Regions from separate parts of the Homo sapiens genome. Here regions 1 and 2 are each linked to region 3. Evidence: chromatin contacts called from ENCODE Hi-C or POLR2A ChIA-PET data. All regions are on one chromosome and are shown on one strand. The core of a region is the stretch at or near the end of the contact, and the rest is flanking DNA. Distances in the headings are between cores, read along the strand shown. Region 1 holds the start of ZNF675 (zinc finger protein 675). Region 2 holds the start of ZNF681 (zinc finger protein 681). Region 3 has its middle 10 kb from the start of LINC01858.

Region 1 (2,700 bases), core at 143-2,642, 620 kb before region 3:
AAGGGCCTCCCATTTTATATATGTTGGGCCTAGTAATATGTTCTATTGTGCAAAATATTCTGGGCCTGGGTAAAAGAAGAGAGCCACATAACCTGAATGCAGAACTTAGCAATATGTCATGATGCACCCTGTGGGTAGCGCCAATGCAAGAAAAAAGACTCACATTACCTTTATTCTTGACTTAAAGTCTTATGTCTTGTAAGAGAATATTGAATAATGCAAAAATACATGTAGACATGTCTGCGTGTGATTGGTGCTTATACTCACACAGTTCACCACACCACAGGAGAAAACAGATAACCACAGGCTGACCGTTAGGGCCAAGGCCAAATAGCAAAATAAGTTTGCCTTTAATCTATTTTCTCCATATCTAAACATTGGAGGTTAAGACTGTGGACAGATCTGAAGATACAGAGTTTTCTTGTTTTGTGGCTTCATCATTCTTTGTTCACTGTCTGATGTTTGGAATTAAGGTGAGCAACAGGTGGGCAGCAGTAGTTAATAAAATAACCAGAGGTAACCACAGGTCGACCTGTGGTTATTTTATTCTATCTGTCCTCTGTTCTTTCTATGGTCACTAACTGTTTTTTCCTTGGAATTGAAGAGAGATGTTGGTAGAGAGAGGCTGTCCCCTCACCTCTGGCAAAAAAGGGATGTTCAGGCTCTTCTTCACCCCCCTGACATCAGAGCTGCATTTTAATGTGGCAGCTATTGGCCACGTGTGGCTACTGGGTGCCTGGAATGTGGCTGGTCTGAATTGCAATGTGTTAGGTAAAATAGAGTTATTTTCAAAGATTTAGTTCCATATATGTGTGTGTGTGTGTGTGTGTGTGTGTGTGTGTGTATACACATATATACATATATATGTGTATTTCATCAATAATTTCATATTGCTCTCATACTAAAATGATAGTACTTTGGATATATTGGGTTAGATTGTTACAATCAATTCCACTTGTTTTTTTCTTTTTAAAGTTTGACTACTAGAAAATTTAAAATTCACATGTGGCTCACATTTTATTTGAGGATTGCCTCTTTTTAAAATTCTCAGGCTGCCTACTCAAAGGACCAGAAGCCAGGAAGGTCATAAAGTCTGAAATTCTAAAATAATTATTATTATATTATTTTTCTTTGTGAGTAGCCATATATCATTTATAAATGTATATGACCTTATACACAAGGTTAAATACAAATACCCTATGGGATGGGCCTGGCTCAGCTAAAAGAGGAAGCCCCGGCTGAAAAGGCTGCAGCGCAGGCTATCAGTCTTCACTCAGCCCAGTGTCTGATCACATCTTCTGTCACTCAGGGCCTGAAGGGTCAGGACCTTAAACGTTGTCCAATCAGGCACGCTGGGCTGGGAACCGTCCAATCAGGCACGCAGCTGGAGCAGACAAGATGGCTTCCGGGATTTGGCGGCGCCTTTGTCTCTCGCTGCAGCCGGAGCTCCAGGTCTCGCTTTCATTGCTCTGTGTCCTCTGCTCCTAGAGGTCCAGCCTCTGTGGGCCTGTGACCTGCAGAAATTGAGAGATCCACAGCTAAGACTCCAGGACCCCCTGGAAGCCTAGAAATGGTGAGAGTTACGGGTGCGACATCCCGAGAGGGGGAAGGGGCTGGTTGGAACCCGTGGGAAATGGCTATGGCGGGACTCAGGCCTCCCCGCAGTCAGCTCCACAATCTGCACCCCGAGTTCTCCTTCCCCAGCTCGGCTCAGTCCCCTGCAGCCATAAGATGGCGGCGCGCTGACAGCCAGCCCCGGGGCATCCCGTCTCTTCTCTGCCTAGTGACTGTGCCCTGGCCTGTAGCCCTCTCTGGGCAGCTCTGTACCCGCAGCGCCGCATTTCTCTCAGATTGTGCAGGGACCACAGGAGGGCCGTCACCGGAGAATCCTGACTCAGGGTGCGGGTTCATTAATGGGAAGAGTTTTGGTCCGTGGGGTTCCCAGTTCCTGTTTTCTCCTATTAAAATTTTATGGGAGGGCCGGGCGCGGTGGCTCAGGTCAGTAATACCAGCACTTTGGGAGACCGAGGTGGGTGGATCACCTGAGGTCAGGAGTTCAAGACCAGCCTGACCAACATGGTGAAACCCCGTTTCTACTAAAAATACAAAATTAGCCGGGCGTGGTGGCACATGCCTGTAATCCCAGATACTCAGAAGGCTGAGGCAGGAGAACCGCTTGAACCCGGGAGGTGGCGGTTGCAGTGAGCCGAGATGACGCCATTGCACTCCAGCCTGGTTAACAAGACCGAAACTCCGTCTTAAAAAATATATAAATAAATAAGTTAAATAAATAAATAAATTATGGGGATCACCACAAAAATATTGGAGAATTTAATCAAAGAGTGATTCAAAAATTGTGGAGCATTCAGCTGTGGTTTGGAGCTTGTGACTTTATGAGAGCAGCTTGAAGGAAAGACTTTTAAAGGTACATGATGAAGAAAACCAAATTAAATAATTGGTTAGGTACAGTTCATAGTTACTTGACTTGTACAATTAAGGTGGACATTTCCTGGTTATGTAATCAGAGGTTAATTGGCAGTTTATGATTGGTTAAGCCTAAATTTTTGTTTCCCTCAATTCAGTAATTTGCAAAAAAATGCATTTGAGTTAGAGTTTTTAAAAAATAGGAACCCAGGGACTAGAGTAACCTCCGTCTAATTGCCTGCTACTTAGTTATTTTCACACTCCACAGGAGACTGA
Region 2 (2,700 bases), core at 99-2,598, 690 kb before region 3:
GGGCTCGCTTCACCTCCTGGCCCCATGTGGAGATAGGGATGGAGTCAAGGGAGACCCTGGGAAGTCATTTGTTCTGACTGGGTTTTCCCCCAGCTCCACACTTTGTTAACCATTTCCTGGGAAGAGCTTAGGAACCTCCTGTGCTCTAGTGAGTTAGGGCCTCCCCTCACAGGGTATTGGCAAGGAGAAATTCTGAGACTCTGTGACTGAGAAGCTAGCACAGTGCTTGACAAGTACCTATGGGAACTGTCGTCCTCTGTAACTATCATGTAGCCTTGGAGTGTTGAGATGGCCTGGCCTGGCCTGAGGCTTGGCAAAGCTGTTTGAGGGTCAGCTGCTTTAGGCTCCCACTTTCTCCTCAATCAAAGTGGCTGCTTTTGTGTCTGTTTATTTATGGTTTTAAAAACCTGATATATAGGCCGGGCGCGGTGGCTCACACCTGTAACCCCAGCACTTTGGGAGGCTGAGGCGGGCCAATCACGAGGTCAGGAGTTCAAGACCAGCCTGGCCAACATAGTGAAACCCCGTCTCTACTAAAAATGCAAAAATTAGCCGGGCATGGTGGCACGCACCTGTAGTCCCAGCTCCTCGGGAGGCTGAGGCAAGAGAATCACTTGAACCCAGGAGGCAGAGGTTGTTGTGATCTGAGATTGTGCCACTGCACTCCATCCTGGGCAACAGAGCGAGACTCCGTCTCAAAAAAAAAAAAAAAAAAACCTGATATATAAATAGAAAGTGCAGCTGGAGGTGCCGAGGCTCAGTGTCTAGGGCTGTGCTTCATGGGCTTCCTTGCTGGCATGTGGCCAGGTGAACTCTGGGTGTAAGGTGGCTCCTACCCTGGATCTACAATCCCCACCACCTCTCCCAGGCCTGAGTAACCAACACAACGCAGTGCTAAAGAGCGCGTGAGTGACGGGCATCAAGCCCATCCAGGAAGATTTGAATGCCATCTGGGCTGGGGGCTGTCGGGGTAGGGACTATGGCTGCCAGAAACCAGGACGGTCATAAAAGATGAAATATTAAAATAATTGTTATTATATATATTTTTATTTTTGAATAGCTATCTAGTATATTATTTGAAATGCATGTGACCTTACACAGAAGGTTAAAGGCAAATACCCTGTTGGGTGGGCCTGGCTTAGCTCAGGGAGGGAGCCCTGTCTGAAAACGCTGCAACTTACGTTGTTAGTCTTCATTCAGCAGAGCATCTGATCACATCTTCTGTCACTCAGGACCTGAGGGGTGGGGTTTTAATCATTATCCAGTCAGGGACGCTGGGCTGGGAACTGTCCAATCAGGCATGCAGCTGGAGCAGACAGGGCGGCTTCCGGGATTGGCGGGGCCTTTGTCTCTCCCTTCAGCCCGAGCTCCGGGTCTCGTCTTCACTGCTCTGTGTCCTCTTCTTCTAGAGGCCCAGCCTCTATGGCCCTCTGACCTGCAGGTATTGGCGATCCATAGCTAAGACGCCAGGTCCCCCGGAAACCTAGAAATGGTGAGAATGTCGGGTCCGACATCCCGAGAGAGGGGAAGGGGCTGTGGCGGGACTCAGACCTCGCCGCAGTCAGCTCCACAATTTGCGCCCTGAGTTCTCCTCGCCCAGGCGGCCTCAGTCCACTTGGACCATAAGATGGCGGCTGCGCTGACAGCCAGCCCCCCGGGCGTCCTTTCTCCTCCCTGCTCAGTGACTGTGTCCTGGCCTGCAGCTCTCTCTGGGTGGCTCTGCATCCGCAGCGCCGGGTCTCTCCCAGATTGTGCAGGGACCACGGGAGGGTCGTCAGGGGCGAATCCTGACGGGTGCCGGGTTCATGAATGGGAAGAGCTTTGGTCCGTGGCGTTCCTAGTCTCTCTTTCCTTTCATTAAAAATGTATGAGAGTCAAAAGGCCTGGCGCGGTGGCTCGCGCGTGTAATTCCAGCACTTTGGGAGGCCGAGACAGCCTCCCGAGTAGGTGTAATTACAGACATTTGCCACCACGCCCGGCTAAATTGTTTTCTTTTCATATGGCCATTAGAAAAATAGATGAAGCAGTCATGGTCCCTACAATCCAGGAGCTTTTAGTCTAGCAACTGGATAAATGGTTAAATTAAGCATCATATAATTGGTACAATAAATAGATGTGTGCAGAAAATTTGGGCTCTATTTGTGCCACTTTATATAATTGTGACTTGCGATGTCATCACCTGAAGGGATATTTATAGACAGAAGAATTATTTCTATTTCCATTTCTTTTACCTTGTTAATACATATTTATCTTTTAATAAAATTACCCTAGAAAACCTTTATAAATGTGTTCAAATTGCTTATTAGTATATGTCATATAATTGATAGGGCAGGGTCTAAGAAAGATTAAAATTATACAAACTCTGAGATTTAAGGATTTTTTTTTTAAGGTAAGTTTAGGAAAAACAGAACTGGAAATACCCCAGTGGCATAGAGAACAGAATTCTATATAGAGTCCACTCCCTGCCCCAGTTCTGCTCAGGTTCACCTTTTTGGAGGCCTTATTTAGGTCTGGCCCTACCCTTAAGTCTTGCCTCATAGAACTGATTTTTGGAGATCGGAGTTTTGGCTGGTGAATTCTGCTGCTAGGGCTGGTGCTTACAATTCCTGAAACACAAAAGCAGATAAATTAAAAAAATAAAGTATATATTTTATGGTTATAATTTTTTATTAAAACTAGTGCTTGCATTCTATCTAGCAA
Region 3 (2,700 bases), core at 139-2,638:
TAATTTATGCATATTCCTCTCTTAGTAACATTTCTGACAACAGCCCTCACAATCAAATGAGCCTGGATTACAGAAAACGTGTGTGTTTAAAGCCTGAGGCAGCAGGTTTTGTGTGTATGTGTGATTCTCCTGCCTCAGCCTCCCAAGTAGCTGGGACTGCAGGCACGCACCACGATGCCCAGCAAATTTTTGCATTTTTAGTAGAGATGAGGTTTCACCATGTTGGCCAGGATGGTCCTGATCTCTTGACTTCATGAGCCACCCACCTGGACTTCCCAAAGTGCTAGGATTACAGGCATGAGCCACGATGCCCCGCCTATTATTCTTTTAGAGATGTATTTTCATCTTTCTACTTTTTTTCTTTTCTTTCTATTTTCATAATTTCTCCCTTTCTGTCTCTTTCTTACTGTCCTTCCCTTTTTCTTCCTGTGTTTCTCTCTTCCTTTCTTTTTCTCTGTTTCTTTTTAACATTTCCTCCTTGTAGAACCTGGTCCCTAACTTCCTTCATTCCCTCCTGTCTTCCTTCCTGCCTTTCTCTCAACATTCCTACCTTCCTCCCTTTTTTTCCTCCTCTCCTGCCTTCCTTCCTTCCTACTACAGGAATGTGGCATCATGCCTGGCTAACTTTTAGTAGAGGCAGGGCCTCACTATGTTGTCAGGGCTGGTCTCAACCTCCTAGGCTCAAGTGATTCTCCCACCTCAGCCTCCCAAAGTGTTGGAATTACAGGCATGAGCCACCATGCTCTGCCCTCTTTTATTTTCTTCTTTTTTCTTTGTATTCTTTTTTTCCCCTCTCTCTTTCTTCTTTCCTTTTTTCCTTCATTTCTTCCTTTTTCTTTTTGTGTCTCTCCACCTTTTTCCTTCCTTTTTCATCTTCCCTTTTTCTTTTCATTATTTTCTCTATTTTTCTTTTGATATTTCTTTCTCTTTCTTCATTTTTTTTCTCTCTCTTCTCTTTCTTTTTTTTTTTTCTGTTTTATTTCCTTCCTTCCGTTCGTCGTCTGTCCGTCTTTGTGTGGATTCTGGGACAGTCTCCTCATTCTGTATCTCCCTGTGTCCTAAACCACCCACTACCGAGTCCTGGTCATTCTTTCTCCCGCTGAGATGCATCTCCAAGCATCTGCAAACACCCACACCCACGGGTTGTCTTTGACTGGACTCTGTCGTGGTCTATGCAGAGCCACGTATCGGGGATCATTTCTGGGGTCGGGTGGATCCATTTCGCCCACGAGCTGCCCTTGCCATCTCGATCTGTCTTGTTGACGTTCGCGCTGGTTGTCGGGCTCCACTGAGGCCACCTCTCTAAGTTCTCTTGTCCTCCGGAGCTCCAGCGGCAGCTGCCGAGGGAGGGACCGTCCCCGCTGTGAGCTGGGCGGAGCTCGGGAAGGCCCGCAGCCTTCAGCTGAACTGTCTCAATGGGACCAGAGCTCTGGCGCGTCCCTTGTGAGTCGGAGGTCGGGCGCGCAGGGCTGTGGCTTGGGAGGCTGTCCCCGCGCTCCCAGCCCGAGCCGAGTGTGGGGCTGCCCCGGCTGATCCCAAGCGCACTGCAACTGCCGAGGCCCGACCCGCAGGACCCACCAGGCCTGACGCAGGGGGCCAGGGACGCCCACGCTGGTCCCGACTGTCTGAGGCGCCTGCCGAGTTTATTCCCAAGTCCCCATGGAGAGTCAGGGGCCGTCCTGAGCCATCTTCTGAGGTCCCGGGAGGGGTGGGCTCGGGAGGGGTTCGCCCGAGGGCTTTCCGAGCGCCGAAAGGGACGGCGTGCTGCGTGGTGGGTGCCTTGGGTTGGGGGGCTCCCCTGCTTGGCCTCCCACCCCTCTGGTTCCTGGCTCCTCCCCTCATTCCTGGGAGTGGGGGTGGTGGCAGCTCGATCCACCGGCTGGGATAGGGCTGGGGAAGCATGGTATGGATGGTTCAGTTGCAGGTGTCCGGGGGTGTGGCCCGGCAGGCCCCATCCCAGGTATGGCTGTGAGGGCCCGGGGGTGGCAGTCTGGGTCCCTGCCCTCTCCCACCCCGCGGGTGGGATGGTCACCGGGGGGGCAGTCCCTGCGCTTGAGCCCTTGCTCCTCTTTCCACCGCCCACATCGATCAGCAGATGGGGGTTGGGGGCGCGGTGGGAAGGAAGGTTGGCGACTTAGATGCCAGAAAAACAGCTTCAGGCCGCGAGCGCCACCCTTGGCCTGTAGGGTGGATCCGCTGGGCCTCTACCTGCTGGCTTCTCAGTCCGGCCGCCGGGTCCACCAGATGTCGGCCAAGAGTGTAGGACTTGGCCACCAGCTTGAAATATTTAAGACGGACCAGATGGCTCTCCTCGGCTGCAGAACCGCTAAGATCCAGTAGAGGGTGCGATTACTGCTCACTGCGACCTCCACCTTCCCGGGCTCACCCAGGCAATCCTTTCTTTTCGGCCTCCGAGTAGCTGAGGCTCAGGGGATCTTTCTGTTTTTGTTTTCTTTTTTTTGTTTTCCTAGCCCCACTTCAAGTTTGTTTCCACAGTACATTGAGTTGCTGTTTTTTGTTTGTTTGCTTGTTGAGACGGAGTTTTGCTCTTGTTACCCAGGCTGGAGTGCAAAGTCGCGATCTCGGCTCACTGCAACCTCCGCCTTTTGGGTTCAAGCGGTTCTCGGGCCTCAGCCTCCCGAGTAGCTGGGATTACAGGCATGTGCCACCACACTTGGCTAATTTTGTATTTTTAGCAGA

What was found. A loop is a pair of places that touch in the nucleus more often than their neighbours do. ChIA-PET counts read pairs that join two places held with the same protein, here RNA polymerase II (POLR2A). Pooled maps may share reads with other maps.
Region 1: a loop to region 3 is called in a map of IMR-90, with 4 times the contacts of the local background. The contact joins the promoter of ZNF675 here to the enhancer-like site in region 3. A Hi-C loop is called at or near these places in 1 of 168 maps with a recorded cell type or tissue (IMR-90), 3 of 37 single-sample maps with no recorded cell type and 6 of 50 pooled maps. POLR2A ChIA-PET finds 5 or more read pairs at or near these places in 2 of 52 experiments (H1 and SK-N-SH).
Region 2: a loop to region 3 is called in a pooled map, with 6 times the contacts of the local background. The contact joins the promoter of ZNF681 here to the enhancer-like site in region 3. A Hi-C loop is called at or near these places in 1 of 37 single-sample maps with no recorded cell type and 4 of 50 pooled maps. POLR2A ChIA-PET finds 5 or more read pairs at or near these places in 2 of 52 experiments (H1 and WTC11).

Annotation. Positions count from the first base shown.
Region 1 is chr19:23,685,904-23,688,603 of GRCh38, reverse strand. It overlaps ZNF675 (zinc finger protein 675), which reads left to right and starts at 1,392. Exons shown (of 4, transcript NM_138330.3): 1 at 1,392-1,573. The coding sequence starts at 1,571. RefSeq lists enhancers at 1,125-1,174, 1,465-1,854, 1,986-2,700.
Region 2 is chr19:23,757,539-23,760,238 of GRCh38, reverse strand. ZNF681 (zinc finger protein 681) reads left to right here and starts at 1,348. Exons shown (of 4, transcript NM_138286.3): 1 at 1,348-1,492. The coding sequence starts at 1,490. It also overlaps a transcript of RPSA2 not described here. RefSeq lists an enhancer at 1,150-1,668.
Region 3 is chr19:23,070,064-23,072,763 of GRCh38, reverse strand. No RefSeq gene overlaps it. Among named protein-coding and RNA genes, the nearest start is that of LINC01858, 10 kb to the right of the region's middle. Within about 2 kb of position 1,388, at least 2 of the 41 ENCODE cell types and tissues checked have a DNase peak (open chromatin) inside an H3K27ac peak, as active enhancers do.